Linked DNA regions of Homo sapiens: region 1 is linked to region 2. A link is an interaction called in ENCODE POLR2A ChIA-PET data of the cell type or tissue named here. Cell type or tissue: PC-9. All regions are shown on one strand. Each heading gives the region's core, and the rest is flanking DNA. Links, peaks and the distances in the headings are about the cores only.

Evidence for each region. Peaks named below come from ENCODE experiments on the same cell type or tissue, not always from the same donor. Only the 100,000 strongest peaks of a DNase experiment are listed, where the experiment ranks them.
Region 1: POLR2A ChIA-PET joins it to region 2 with 5 read pairs; 2 of 35 experiments call an interaction of 5 or more read pairs at or near these places.

What each region holds. Positions count from the first base shown.
Region 1 is chr5:73,519,720-73,527,738 of GRCh38, reverse strand. No RefSeq gene overlaps it. Among named protein-coding and RNA genes, the nearest start is that of BTF3, 25 kb to the right of the region's middle. RefSeq lists a silencer at 7,764-7,963. In PC-9, for the core only: no CTCF peak of the experiment used is centred there; a DNase peak (open chromatin) is centred at 4,578.
Region 2 is chr5:74,661,500-74,669,518 of GRCh38, reverse strand. It overlaps a transcript of HEXB not described here. Among named protein-coding and RNA genes, the nearest start is that of HEXB, 20 kb to the left of the region's middle. In PC-9, for the core only: no CTCF peak of the experiment used is centred there; no DNase peak of the experiment used is centred there.

The sequences.
Region 1 (8,019 bases), core at 1,558-6,557, 1.1 Mb after region 2:
AATTCTTCAACTTTATTTTCCCATAGTTTGACTTCTTAATATCAGCTTTTATCATTTACTTTCCATGAACTTTTTCTTGTTCTCTGAGAGTCCCTTTTATCATAGCACCCTGTTTTTTTCCGTTTTTGTTTTTGTTTCTGTTTGTTTGTTTGTTTTTTGAGACGGAGTTTTGCTCTTGTTGCCCAGTCTGGAGTGCAATGGAGCGACCTCAGCTCACTGCAACCTCTGCCTCCCAGGTTCAAGCAATCCTCCTGCCTCAGCCTCCCGAGTAGCTGGGATTACAAGCAAGTGCCACCACGCCCGGCTAATATTGGTATTTTTAGTAGAGACGGGGTTTCACCATGTTGGCCAGGCTGGTCTCAAACTTCTGACCTCGTGACTCGCCCTCCTTGGCCTCCCAAAGTGCTGGGATTAGAGGCGTGAGCCACCGCGCCCGGCCGCGTCATGTTTATGTTTCATGGCTGCATCTCTTCTCGTGTCTCTCAGAGGACATTAAACTATAATTTGTTTTACATTTTGTCCTGCTACCTGAATGGACTTTTTTCTCCCCTGATTCCAGTTTTCTCTTGATTTGCATTTCACATTGGATTGCCTGAAATGTCTGATGATCATTGGCTATCATCATATGTAAGAATGAGGCACTTAAAAATCTGGGAAGCTATACCTGCATAAGTGGGGGCTTTCAGGGGCCTCCAGCTATCAGAACATGTAGGACAGCTCAGGTCCTACAAGGAAGGATTCCCTAACATCCTAACTAAGAGATAACTTCATGTTTGCCACCTTCTGCCTGACCCCACACTCCAGTGTACCTGATACCCTTGAGCCCAGAGCTTGTCAGGTCCAATTTCTCCAGAAAATAAGCCTCCCTCTTTTGGGGATAGAAAAGACTCAGTTGCCTGGCTTCCCAGAGTGGGGTGAGAACCTGAAGTCAAATTGCTTTTCAAAGAGACTTTCAACCAGTGCCCCCACTGCGAGCCGACTCCTCACCTGTCTTCTACATTACCCAGCACCTCTGATTCTCAAGGCTTCCCAAAGTCCTGAAGGTACCAGCTATCCTGCTTCTCATCACATCCTCCCTGAAGCCTTCACCGTACTCCGTTCTGCTGTCTGTTGTCACTCATTCATCCACCTTCAGTCTTTATTTATTTATTTTTTTTGAGATGGAGCCTGGCTCTGTCACCCAGGCTGGAATACAGTGGCACGATCTCAGCTTGCTGCAACCTCTGCCTCCCAGGTTCAAGCAATTCTCCTGCCTCAGCCTCCCAAGTGGCTGGGATTACAGGCACCCGCCATCATGCCTGGCTAATTTTTGTACTTTTAGTAGAGACAGGGTTTTACCATGTTGGCCCAGCTGGTCTCGAACTCCTGACCTCAGGTGATCCGCCCACCTTGGCCTCCCAAAGTGCTGAGATTACAGGTGTGAGCCACTGCACCCGGCCTCCTTCAGTCTTCATGCATTGCAACTATGGTTTATGCATGCCACCCAGTTTCATTAAAGATGAAGTCAAGCTTCTGTTTCTCTTTCTCCTTGTTGTTATTCAGACTAATCACTGAAAGAAAGGGAGTAAAAAAGTCTTTACTCAGCCTTCTTAACATCAGAACCTATCCGCTTTTCTGAAGTTGATTGCCAGACACCATTTTCCATTAACAAACAAATGTGGAAACTCTTAAACTTATCTGCTATGTTAGCTTAAACAGTTCATGCCATTATTTCTTGACCTTTCATAGTCTGTGGCATAACTAGAAATTTGCAAGTACACGCTTTGCACTAAGCAGATAATTATTTCCTTCTCCCCAACTCCAGCTTTCTGTCCATCTGTCCTCACTGCATATTTTATAAGCACACAAATCAGTATCAAAAAAATGTCCCTAAGAAAGGCAGCCAATCTTCAAAGAAGCAAATAGGACATGGCCCATTTCATGGAGGGGGAGCAGTTCAAAAGCCACTGAAATGTCAACATGGTTTGAAAGATGTCGATTAGCAAAACAGATATAAAGATGCCATGCTTGTAACAAGCTTGATTAACAGAATGATGAGGCTAATTAGAAAAATTTTAATAAAACATTCTGGTGTTGAAAGCTAATCTTTGATGAGCTGGAAAAGAAAGAAAAATAATCCTGAACCATTTCTAAGTTTAGAAAGATTTTGTTTATCTTTCTTTGCTAGAGTTGGGGCCAGCAGTTCTGATGGTTTGGATTAGCTCTTAATATTCCTTGCCATTTGGGTGTTCAAATCAGTGGTGCATTTCTGGGAACAGACTGTGTCACCATAGACAGCAGACTGAGGAATGAAGGCCTTCCACATGTGAGGCACAAACACCCCCTCTTTTTTCACCACTTCAACCAGCATCCTTTAATCAGTCAGGAACCCTAGGACATCAGCACACCAAGGAGGTCTGTATGATACACCAAGTCCTCCTTGGTCAGCAGGGTTCCCAAGTTCCCAGTTGCTCACTAAGTTATATGCCTTCCTTTGATAAGACTAGCACCTTCAAGTCAAGCAACGCTTCCTGTTACACACCTCAGTCACGTTTCTAATAAATCTACACTGCTGAAGTTGAGGCAGTAAAACAATGGCAGAGGGTGGGGGATATTAATGTGGATGAGAGCCTCAGAATTTTTGAGAATGGTTAGGGACAAAGAATCCTTTCACCTGGAAACCTACTTTAGACTTGAAATAAACTTCATGTGTTCATGTATTCAATCACTTTACAAATTCATTTCAGTTACCAACTGCTATGTATAAGATTTGTAGGCCGAGTGTGGTGGCTCATGCCTGTAATCCTAGCACTTTGGGAGGCCGAGGTGGGCAGATCACCTGAGGTAGGGAGTTCAAGGCCAGCCTGACCAACATGGAGAAACCCCATCTCTACTAAAAATACAAAATTAGCTGGGCGTGGTGGCGCATGCCTGTAATCACGCTACTTGGGAGGCTGGGGCAGGAGAATTGCTTGAACCTGAGAGGCAGAGGTTGTGGTGAGCCAAAATTGTGCCATTGCACTCCAGCCTGGGCAACAAGAGACAAACTCTGTCTTTAAAAAAAAAAAAAAAAAGTAGCATATTGAAAAGAATTGGAGTTTTACAACCAAACAGACCTGAATTCAATTCCTGATTTTGAAAAGACTTTTTCTGAGCCTCAGTTTCTGCACTATAAAATGAAAATAATAACACCACCTTTGCAGGATTATTCTAAGGATTTGGAATAATGTACAAAAAGTTACTAACATACGTTGATTATTTAATAATTGAGAGCTATAATGTATTATTACTATTTTATTGTTATTATATTACCTCTGTCAAGCAGTATAAGCGCTCAGTTCAATCTTCCATATTTATGTAAGCATAGTTCTTCTTGTCAGCCAGCGTCTTAGCTGAACAGAAAGAAATTCACATTCCCATTAGCTTTTTATTAACTCCTCTCAAACATAGGAGGTCTCAGTACCCCTGACAAAGACTTCCTCCTTGGCCAAACATTAGTTGGGATCCTCTGAGCCATCTTCTCGACTAGGCCTTCACCTTGGCCTCTCAACCTTGACATTTGTCTGCTGAGCCCACTTTTAGCAAAGAATCCCCCTAAGCCAGTTTATTGAGAATCCACCTACCCTTGATGTCTAATCAGTTTCCTCTGAATAATTTTCCATCTTCTGACCCCTCACTCTGACTCATTGGCTATAAATTCCCAGCTGGCTTTGCTATATTCAGAGTTGAGCTCAGTCTTTCTTCTCTATTTCAACAGTCTTTAATGAAGTCTTTCTTATTGTTTTCACAAATGTAATATGGTTTGGATGTTTGTTCCATCTAAATCTCATGTAGAAGTGTGATCCCCAATGTTGGAAGTGGGGCATAGTAGGAGGTATTGCATCATGGGGCCAGATCCTCATGGATGGCTTGGTGCCATCCCCTTGGTGATGAGTGAGTTCTCACTCAGTTCACAAGAGATCTGGTTCTTTAAAAGAGTCTGGGATCTCCCCTTTCTCGCTCTTGTTCTCTCTCTCACCATGTGACACCACCTGCTTCCCCTTCACTTTCTGCCATGATTGGAAGCTTCTGAGGCCCTGACCAGAAGCAGATGCTAGCATTATGCTTCATGTACAGCCTGCAGAACTGTGAGCCAATAAACCCCTTTTCTTTACAAATTACCCAGCCTCAGGTATTTCCTTGTAGCAAAGCAAGAACCCACCAATACAAAGGGTCTGAATAATGTTTCTTTAACATCCCTCATCTCTATCTGACCGGAAAGTCATGATGGTGCTACCGCCCATAAAGACATCAAATGGAACTTGGCCTCCCATAGTTAGGACGTGTAATCAGGAGAGACCAGTTGATTCCCCTGAAGCCAGGCTACCACTAATCCATACGCCACACTGGACAAACACCCATCCTCTGAAATGCAGCAATAGAGCCAGCTCCACTTGAGGCCCTGAAAGACGTGTAGAGGGCTCCATTCCAGGCTTACTCAGGCCTCCTCTGCATGCCTACCACCAGTCTCCCTGGAAACTGCGTGGCTGCTCCTTGGCACCCCAAGCCAATCGTCTTGGCTCTCCTTGTAGGCCCGCCCTTGCCCTCAGGGCACACCACATCATTGACCTCTCTCCATTCACTCTTCTGATGAAAACTCACCCATCTTGCTTTCCCAGTGCCTCAGAGCCTTGCTGAGTGCCTCACTAACAAAGCTGACATCTCTATTGTCACATGTGAATGGCTGATACTAATTCCACGTTCTCCCTCTCATATTCGCACTTGTAGTATATCTGGAGCTTTTACTGATTCCAAATTTTAGGCCCCGCTCATCCAGTTCTGTTTTCTGGTGGAAAACAATGAGGTGGAGCTCTTGTTAAATATAGATTACCACGTTAAATATAGATTACCAGGCATCTTCCTGAATAGTCCAAATTTGGGTCGGGGCTCAGAAATTTAAGTGTTTTTTTTTTGAGACAAAGTCTCACTGTCACCCAGAATGGAATGCAGTGGCACAATCTCAGCTCACTTCAACCTCCACCTCCTGGGTTCAAGCGATTCTCCTGCCTCAGCCTCCCAAGCAGCTGGGATTACAAATGCCCACCACCATGCCTGGCTAATTTTTGTATTTTTCAGTAGAGATGGGGTTTCACCATGTTGGTCAGGCTGGTCTCAAACTCCCGACCTCAGGTGATCCGCCCACCTTGGCCTCCCAAAGTGCTGAGATTACAGGTGTGAGCCACCGTGCCTGGCCTATGCCAAGGGATTTTTATCTTCAGGGAAGATTAGGAAACACTGAAATTCTACTGTAATTCTGGTCATTTTACAGAAGAGGGCATGGAAGCCTGAAGAGTAGCAATAGCTTCCCCAAGGCTGCCCAGCTTCTCCTTGGCAGATCCAAGTCCAGCCAGAGGTTTGCTGACCCCCAGGGCAGTGACTGCCCTTCATCATACAATATCTGTTGAGGAAGAGGGAGGCTTTGATGCCGGACCTTTTTTTTTTTTTTTTTCCTGAGATGGAGTCTCGCTCTTGTTGCCCAGGCTGGAATGCAATGGCGCGATCTCGGCTCACTGCAACCTCTGCTTCCCAGGTTCAAGCGATTCTCCTGCCTCAGCCCCCCAAGTAGCTGGGATTACAGGAATGCACCACCACACCTGACTAATTTTGTATTTTCAGTAGAGATGGGGTTTCACCATGTTGACCAGGCTGGTCTCGAACTCCCTACCTCAGGTGATCCACCCGCCTTGGCCTCCCAAAATACTGGGATTACAGGCATGAACCACCGTACCTGGCCAGCAATGCTGGACCTTTAATCACTGTGTTGGAGGTGGGTGGAGAGAACTCTACAGCTAATCTTTGATGAGCTGGAAAAAAAAAAGAAAAATAATCCTGAACCATTTCTAAGTTTAGAAAGATTTTGTTTATTTTTCTTTGCTAGAGTTGGAGCCAGCAGTTCTGATGGTTTGGATTAGCTCTTAATATTCCTAGCCATTTGGGTGTTCAAATCAATGGTGCATTTCTGGGAACAGACTGTGCCATGCCTCTTATAATGCCTTGCACCCATGACTGTGGTCTAGCCTTGCTCCCATTTTGAAACAGGAAATTAGCAGGTCTGTGGGAAGTAGCAAGTGCTGCTTCCCTGTGCTTTTCCTGGGGATCTATGCTCTGGGCTTTGGATCAGGAGAGCCAGCTCCAATCTCCAGTGCCCTTGAATGAGTCACTTTATCCATCTGGGCCCCAGTTCCTTCATGTGTAAATTATGGTAATTGGACTAAATTAGGGTTCCAAAACTTTTCCCAAGAAGGACACCCCCGCTAAGGTGCTCAAGAGCTAAGTATGGAGTCACAGTAACAGAAGAATAAGGGCTGATATGCTGAAGAGGAGAGAGGAGCAAAAGAAGCCGAGCAGCTCTTGACATGAGACGTCGTGGAGCGGAAGGAGATGAGGCAGGGTCCTCCGCTGTCTGTTCCTCAAACCCAAGTGATGGATGGACCCCTTCATGTTCTTGAAAAGTTATTGCAGGCTCCAGCTCTCAACATGTTGCCATCATTTTCATTTCTATAATAATGTTATTTCAATATCTACAAATATAAAACATTGTATGAGCTCCATGATTGTAGATTACTGTCTCAGTCCATTTGGGCTGCTGTAACAAAATACTACAGATTGGGTAATGTGTAAGTAATAGTAATTTATTTCTCACAGTACTGGAGGCTGGAAGTCCAAGATCAGGGCCCCAGCAGCCTCGGTCTCTGGTGAGGGCTGCTCTGTGCTTCCAACATGGCGCCTTCTTGCTGCATCCTCACAGTGGAAGAGGGGAAGAGCGAGGCCGCTCTCTGCAGCCTTTTGTAAGGACGTTAATCCTGTTCACAAGGCTGGAGCCCTCATTGATCCTCATGACCTAATCACTACCAGAGGCTCCACCTTCTAAACCATCATCTTAGTCATTAGATTTTAGCATATGAATTTCATAGGGGCATATACATCCAAAACATAGCAATTACTGTGTAATTAAAGAAAAAAATTGAAACCAAATACCATGTAACTAATAAAATTCAAAATTTCAATGTTCAATTAATGTGATGGACATGTTTTGTAGAAACTAAATTGCTACTTTGGAGCTGATGACAGAAAAATACTAGGTCAAGTCTGGTCTTTATTTAGTCTGTTTCTCTATGGTGAGTTTCAAAATATAACTTATAAGAATGCCTGTTTCCATGCAAAACAGAAGTTCTAATACATTCCTGCCTTTGTTTATAACTTAGGAGAAAGAAACCTTTCACTTAACCAACACTGTGTAAGTGAGCAATACAGGTGTCACTTGGTAACTCTGCGAAGTCGTCTCTTTATTTAAAGATATTAATCTTTGTTACAGATAATTATCACAGTGAAGACAAAAATTTTAATTCTTACAGAGAATTTGCAGATTCTTGACATACTGTCCAAGAACTCTGAGAAATGTTGAGTTTCACAGGATAAACTAAATTTGCTTTTTTAGGAGATTTGGGTTCAAGTCGAGCCCTGTCTCTAACCAGCTATTGAAGTCTGGGCAAGTGTTCACATCTTTGGGCATCTGTTTTCTCATCTATAAAATGATCCTACGAATTCCACTTACCTCACAGGCTCTCTGAAAGTAAAGAGAGTCTGAAGGTACTTAAACAATCCTCACAGTGCTTACAAATGGAACACACAATCATAACGGCAGTGGCAAGTGGCTGGTGATTTATCTCCAAGTGCCTTAAAGTGTTCTGGTCAACCATCCCTGAGTAGCATGGGACAGGCATGAGTATCTTCTGGCCCTTCCAGACCTTGGGTCCACGATGCTCCGAGCAAGCAGCAAGGGTGGTGGTTATTGGCCCGTGTGCTGAAGATCTCAAATGAATGAGGGCCCATTCATTGCTCTCTGCTGCCCTCTTGAGTATAGAAATTGGCCTTGCACCAGATGGGGTCTCAGCAGTAAGTTAGGAGAGGCAGTACAAGCCTTCTGGGCAACCTCAGCTCAATTTCCTGACAACCCTTGTTCTGCGTGCCTGTGCGTGTGCGTGTGCGTGTGCGTGTGTG
Region 2 (8,019 bases), core at 1,680-6,679:
TAAATAGCAAAGGAAGAATTGATGAGTTCCCTAGGGAAAAATCAATTTAGATAATTATCTCAGTCCTCCCAAAATTAATTCCAGATTTATTGATAAGGTAAGTTACTTAAAACCTAGAAGAAATTGAAAGTGCATATTTATCAAATCTGTGGTAGAAGGAGGACTGTCTCCCTTTTAGCTTAGATTTGAATAATGCTCATAACTGAAAAAAAAAATAGTTAAATTAAATTTTGTATGTCGAAAAAGTAACCTAAATTTAAAGGTACTCTTTGAACTTTAAAAAATACCATGGCAAACACAGCTAGTGATGGCATAGTATATTTACTATATGAAGTGCTCACACTTTGGAACCAGCCTGGCTAACATGGTGAAATCCCATTTCTATTAAAAATACAAAAAATTAATAGGGCGTGGTGGTGTGCTCCTGTCATCCCAGCTACTAGGGAGGAGACTTGCTTGAACCCGGGAGGCAGAGGTTGTGGTGAGCCGAGATTGTGCTGTTGAACTCCAGCCTGGGCAATAAGAGCAAAACTCTGTCTCAGAAAAAGGAAAAGAAAAGAAAAAAATGCCCGCACAAACCAATAAACATTCTGTAGAAAAATGGACAGAAGACTTGCATCCAAATAAGGAAATGCAATTGTTTAATGAACATAGAGATGAATGTTTAGTCTCAGTTTCTGCACTTGAATATGTGTACAGTTTAAAAAAGGAGACACAATCCTTCATAGACTAAATCACTCAAGATTGGAGACCATCAGAACATTTAATGAATTACACTATAGTTACCTATTCTTGATCATGACTTGTGTTTCTTTGTATCTTGATGTGTCCACTGCTTATAGCAGGAGGTCCCTGGGGGCTAATAAAAGCCACTATTTTTACAGCCTTGCTATATAGCAGATTCTTTACACACAGTATCTCAAACCCTTATAACAACGCTGCAGGGTACATAGGACTGGTCTTGTTTCACACATGAGGAATATGAAGCTCAGAGAGGCACTACTAGGAAGTCTGAGAGTCAGGATTTGAACTCCACTTGGCCTAACTGCACATCCTATTCTCTTGCCACGGGGGCCAGGCTACCTCTCTGAAATTCTCTTACATAGCAAAGAAAAAGTTAGCTTCTGCTGTTGCAGCCTGAATCTGCACTGCTTTTCCTCCTCCACCGTCAGTCCTGAAGATATATGAACAAGTTATAAAAAAACAGAACTGAAAAGAGAAAAGCAGAATTCAAAATCAAAGAACAAAGGTGCTGAGAAACACACACACACACACACACACACACACAAACAAAACAAAAACAAAAAAACAAAATAAAATAAAAAACCTAGCTGCTGGAAGAGGCGTATGGCTGCAACTCTCCTGAAGCCCTCTCCCAGGTAAATGTTTCTTGTCCCTATCAGGTAATCCAGTCTCCAAATGGATCACAATTAAGGCATTTTATGGCTGGATATTGAAGAGCCAGGCTCTGTCACTTTATGGAGCAATAGGACAGGTTGTCTGTCCCCTGAGAACCATTTAGCCCTTCCCAGTCTTACTCCTTGTGGACAGTGGATGTTATATAACCTGTGTGGTAATTTATGTTAATATAATCTATTATAGACAGTGTGATGGGGTGATGGCGGCTAGTATTTGAGGACCCCTTAATCAGGAATCCACACTTAGGGATGATTAGTGACTCTGAAGTGCCCTAATCAAGAAGATGCACTCCAGAAGTACAGATTTGAATACTGTTGTTGAAATCTAACGACACGGGGTTAGGGAATGATTGGATCAGTTAGCGAAATGCAAGTTGAAATCTGTGGCTGACTACAAAGACTGTACCAGCCCTGCTGCCCTCATACAAGCAAACCCAGCAAGCCCAGCCCGAGCCTTTGCAGCAGCACTTGACTTCTGGACATTCACTTGACCCTGTCTTCTCCCACTTCCCTGTGGACTCTGTCTCCTGACTGAACTTGAAAACTGACTAATTCTGTGGTTAGAATATTTTGTTCCTCCTTGGAGTGAAGCTCTCAGGCAAAGAATTGTTGTAATGCCTGAAGAGACAGATGAGACCTTTCCCAAACTCACAAGAATGGACTGTATGGTAATTTTTTTTTTTGAGAGAGTTTTGCTCTTCTCATCCAGGCTGGAGTGCAATGGCGTGATTTCGGCTTACCACAACCTCTGCCTCCCGGGTTCAAGTGATTCTCCTGCCTCAGCCTCCTGAATAGCTGGGGTTACAGGCATGCACCACCATGCCTGGATAGTTTTTTTTTTGTAATTTTAGTAGAGCAGGGTTTCTCCATTTTGGTCAGGCTGGTCTCGAACTCCCGACCTCAGGTGATCTGCCTGCCTCGGCCTCCCAAAGTGCTGGGATTACAGACGTGAGCCACTGTGCCCGGCCAATAATTTTTAAATTAATACCTGCTTGTTAATAAATATTGGCAGAATGTGGTGTCAGATTCCCTTTCACTGTAATATACGCAACCTGGTAGCAAGGTTGTCAGGAAGAGGATCTATAGACCCTACTGTCTCTAATGCCAGAGGCTACCAGCATTTACAAAAATAGCAACATAGAAAAACTAAATTCCCCAACACTTGCTGCTAGACACATTGACTTAGATGAGTTTTCAGTGTGGCCTAAGAACACGTCTCCATTATGTTCTGAGAGCTTTTCCCTATATATATGTGTGTGTGTTCTCTCTCTCTATATGTGTGTGTGTGTTCACTCTTCTAGCTTCAGAAGAGTGAAGCTAGAAAAGGTTCTGCTCCCCTTTCTAGTCCCTATTTCTGCTCTGAGCAGGTTGATTGATAGAGGGAGAGAATTGACCATGGTGAGGTGCCTTCTAATTAGCGGCAATGACTGTGGCTGCCAAGGCCAGCTCTGCTAATGCCCCAAGGCTGCTGCTCTGCAGTGTGGGCAGGGCCTCTTAGGGCTGTGACTTTGGGGGCAGCAGGGAGTGGGGGAGTTGGGGAAGGGATGGGGAAGCGGCACCTGCCCCTGCTGAACTTGATCCTGTTGTCTTTATGAGAACAAGACTTCCAACTGATCCAGGTGAGAATTTTGCCAGCTTGCAGACAATGACAACCAGGCCTCCAATCAGAGCCAACCTGGGCCATTTTCAATGTCACTGCCAACTTGACCTACTATTATGAAAATTGCTCCAATTACGTGCATACACATTTGCATGTGAAATGACAACTAAGTGCTTGCCTAAGAGGCAATTTTTGTAAATGAAGCCTGGGGTTACTAAAATAGGGTGTTTTGTCCTTTGTTGGTATTATTTGTGACCCATTGAGATGACAGCCTTCCTCAAGCATTGCCTTGTGGCCTGTCATAAATTACTTGTCCCTCAAATGCTTTCTATGGTTTGCAGTCGAGCCCCTGGAAATAAATGGGCTTCAATCATCAGTTTCAACAATTCTCCTGTCTCCAAGTAATAAAACATCTGGAAAATTGGGCTAAATGGATAAAACAGTTCTCTGTAATAAGTATCTGGCATCTGTACAACTCTGTATAATGCATTTTTTTAATGACCAGATGTGGTACTTCTGTGTTATAAAGAACAGAGGCATGTTTATTCATGCTTTTTATTGCATTTAAAATGCAAGGTATATTTTCATAGCTCCCCAGAGAAATGCTCTTCCATTGACTGAGAATTGTTGATGTGTTGGTTTATAAACTTGAAAAGTAAGGGAACCACTCAGAAAATTGCAGATATAATTTAAACAGTCATTAAACTGGACACTCACAGGGAACTGGCTTAAAAAAAAAGAATTCGGTATATAAAATTTCCCTTCTCTCCTAGTGAATTTGTTCCACAGAGTCTTTGGTCTTGCAGTTGTTTATGTTCTTATCTGTCTTCTGTAATATTTATAGCTTTCTGAAGATATGATTTCATCAAACTTGCTATTCACTTCTTCCCAGTTTCTCATTAAGAAAGCTTAGCTGGTAACCCACCTGTGTAGTCTCTATTTTTATAGTCCTTTGTAGGTTTCCAAGAAGATGTTTTTAACATGTGTGTGTAGGAAAGCAGGGGCATGGGAGATGCCTAGAACACTGTCCACGGGGCTGCTATTGCACAACTCTCCTCCTCCTACACACACACACACACACACACAGAGAAAAGTGTGCGTGGGCATGAGGACATGTATAGATATCCATATGTATTTTTAGAAAGTTAGGAAAAGAAGTACAAAAAAGAAAATTTTAAAAATCCTATGGAATTCTATTCAGTTATAACCACTGTTTACTTATGTACTTTTCATTTTACAGAATTTTAGCCATGCTTCCTATATTGCTTTGTCACTTGCTTTTATCACTGCAAATACCAGAAAACTTTTTCCTTTTATAAAATATTCTCTTAAGTTATGAGTCTGGATGGATTAATTTTTATTGAACCACTTTCTTATTTGGGGACATTTTAAATTTTCAGACATTTTCACTACCATAGCCTGTGATAAATATCTTTATGTGAAAATCTTTTTGTAGACCTCTGATTCGTTCTTAAAAGTAGAATTACTGGATCAAAGGGCATGAGCTCTTATTTTTGAGTCTGTTTTAGTATGCACTGTCCCAAATGCGCTTCTCCAAGGGCGTAATGGGATATGTCGTGCCCTCCCACAACGAGAGTGTGAGCATCCTGTTTTCCTGCAGGTGCTAGGTCCTCTCATTAGGAACAGTTCCATAGTAAAGATATTCATCCTCTTCCTGCCCTATTAATTGCCATTGTCTCCTTAGCTTGATACTTGCCTCTTAACTTGGACGATGAGCTGGAAAATTTTATTTGTTTTGCCAGATTTTTTTCCCTCTCTCCCTCCTTCTGACACTCTTCAGAAGTCTTAAACTTCTCTCTGTAACCCTTTCCTTTATGGAGTCCTTTTCAGTTTTTAAGCTTTCCCAGCTTGAAATCAGATTATCGATTTCCACTTTTCTTAAATTTGTTTTTTTATAGTTCATTTTTATATTTAACATAAATCTATCCAGAACTGATTTTGGCATACTACATGAAATGGGAGAATGTAATTTATTCTTTTTTAAATGGTTAACAGCGCCATCTATTCAGTATTCTCTCTCTCTCTGTTTTTTTTTTTTTTTTTTTTTTTAGAGATAGAATCTTGCTCTATTGCCCAAGCTGGAGTGCAATGGCACGATCATAGCTACTTTGATCTTCATCTCCTGGGCTTGAGTGATCCTCCCACCTCAGACTGTGTACTGAATAGCTGGGACTACAGGGGTGCACCACCACACCTGGCTAGTTTTTAAATTTTTTTTTTTTTGAGATGGAGTTTCACTCTTGTTGCCCAGGCTGGAATGTAATGGCACAATCTTGGCTCACTGCAACCTCCACCTCCCAGGTACAAGCCATTCTCCTGTCTCAGCCTCCCAAGTAGCTCGGATTACAGGCATGCGCCACCACACCCAGCTAATTTTTTTTTATTTAGTAGAGACGGGGTTTCACCATGTTAGTCAGCCTGGTCACAAACTCCTGACCTCAGGTGATCCACCTGCCTCGGCCTCCCAAAGTGCTGGGATTAGAGGCGTGTGCCACCACGCCTGGCCTAAAGTTTTTTGTAGATACAGGATCCCACTATGTTGCCCAGGCTGGTCTTGAAATCCTGGGCTCAAGCAATCCTCCTGTCTCAGCCTCCCAAGATGTTGGGATTACAGGCATGAGCCCCCACGCCTGGCCCCAATATTCCATTTTTAAGTAATCCATCTTTTAAACGTTGAGAGTGTAGGTTATTTCTCTATCTGGGTCTTTCTTAAATGTATTTATTTTCACGGATAATTCACTAATTTCTTTCCCCTTGATCTATATGTAATGGATAGGATTGATCTATTTTTGCTGATTGCAAATCATAATTCTGCCTGACTTTGAAACCCTTGACTCCCAACAGTTCTGTTTAGAAACTAATTCTTTTCCATTTTGCTCCTAGCTTGCCCATTGTATTTCAACATGGTATGAATCTCCATTGTGCAAGCATCTAAAGTCTTAAGCCTAAGAGCAGTCAGGCAGCACGTGATTAGAAAGAGGTCATCTTTTGCCAGGCACGGTGGCTCATGCCTGTAATCCCAACACTTTGGGAGGCCGAGGCGGGTGGATCACCTGAGGTTAGGACATAGAGACCAGCCTGACCAACATGGCAAAACCCTGTCTCTACTAAAAATACAAAAATTAGCCAGGTGTGGTGGCGGGCGCCTGTACTCCCAGCTACTCAGGAAGCTGAGGCAGGAGAATCATTTGAGCTTGGGAGGTGGAGGTTGCAGTGAGTCGAGATCGCACCATTGCATTCCAGCCTGGGCAACAAGAGCGAAACTCCGCCACCGCACTCCACCCCCCCAAAAAAAAGGAAAAAGAAAGAAAGAGGTCATCTTTGTAATTAGACACTGACTTTAGGTCTGTAGCAGATGCCCATATGCGTTCTTGGGTCTTCGTTTACTGAGTTCTAAACTGACAGAGAAGCTATGACTTGGAAGTGTGTACTTTAAAAAGTACTTATTTTGTTAAATCTTGCAGATAGGTTTGAAGAATTAAAAAATCCGTATGATGGTGGTGGGGAGGGGAAATTACTTAGGTCAGCTTCAAAAAGCCTGAGTTGGATTCCTCACTTAGCCAGTTTAGTAATTGTTTAGCCTTGGGGAAATGGCTTAAATTCCTCCAGGTTTTGTTTCCTCAGCAGTAAAATGAGGTTTGTTTCTGCTCTAGGACCACATCCTTTACAAAAAACCAAATTATAGCTGGTTAATACATTTCTGGAAAGGTGTTCAAACTCAGAGATAAAACTGTGCATATTAATATAATAATAAAATATGATTTTTACCTATAAATAAGCAAATGTTTCTTAAAATGCTTACTCCATGCTGGTGACAGTGTGGTCAAAGGGATATTTTGAGAATGTAGATTGGTACAGTCATTTTGGGAAGCACTTTTGCAAACAGCACCTTAAAACATCTATTCCTTTTGGACCAGTAGCTCCATCTCCAGTAATTTATTCTAAAAAAATTCACCTGAGATATAGAAAAAGAGTTATACATAAAGATGTTGATCAGAGAATAATTGGTAGGAAGCAAACCTCAACAATAGGGAGAATGATTAGCTTATTACATTTTCTAGTAGCATAATTCATTTACATTTTTGCTTAAATGACACTCACAGAGTAACTCAAAACAAAATGGGCAAAGAAGCATTTCAATTATTAGAAATAATTATGGAAATTATACTGTGCAATCATGAAAAATGACAGTAAGAGTAGCTGAATATCCTGAGAAAATATTCATGTTATAATGTTAGGTGAAAAACTTCTGAAAATAAAATTGTCTAATGAGTATTACCATGTCTGTGCACAGCACAAAGACTGAAAAAAAAAAGCTTAAAATCATGGTGGTTTTCTCTGGGGTATGGAGGATTTCTTTTTTTCTTTCTGCTTCTCTACAATGAACACATTTATTTAATGCTCAGCTAAAAGTAAGCCTATTTTTTAAATGAATGTTTGTTCTTTGAACAAAAAACATTCTGGAAAGAGTATCTATTCCTCTCGTAATCGTAGGGTTGTCATAAAGATCAAATAAGGTTGTCATGAGGACAAACAGGTCATTTTGTGAACCAGGAAGCACTTGGTATTTGGCTATATGTGGCCAGGCTGCTCAAGACTCCTGCTTAATTCAAATCTTGGAGTAAATGTACTAGGAAAACTCATTTTATGAAGAAAACCTGCAGTATGGAAAATGAACTATCCACTTAAAAAGTTATTGATCTTTCAATTTGTTTTGTAGGTTTGGAATTTTACGTATTGGATTTCCTTTAAGTAGAACTCAGTTTCAAATATAAGTCATGCAGGCCAGATGTTCTGGCTTGTACCCTTAATCCCAGCCCTTTGGGAGACTGAGGTGGGAGGATCCCTTGAGGCCAGGAGTTTGAGATCAGTCTAGGCAACATTGGCAAGATGAAAGAGAGAGAGAGAGAGAGAGACACACACACACACACACACACACACACACACACACACACACACACACACAGAGAGAGAGAAAAT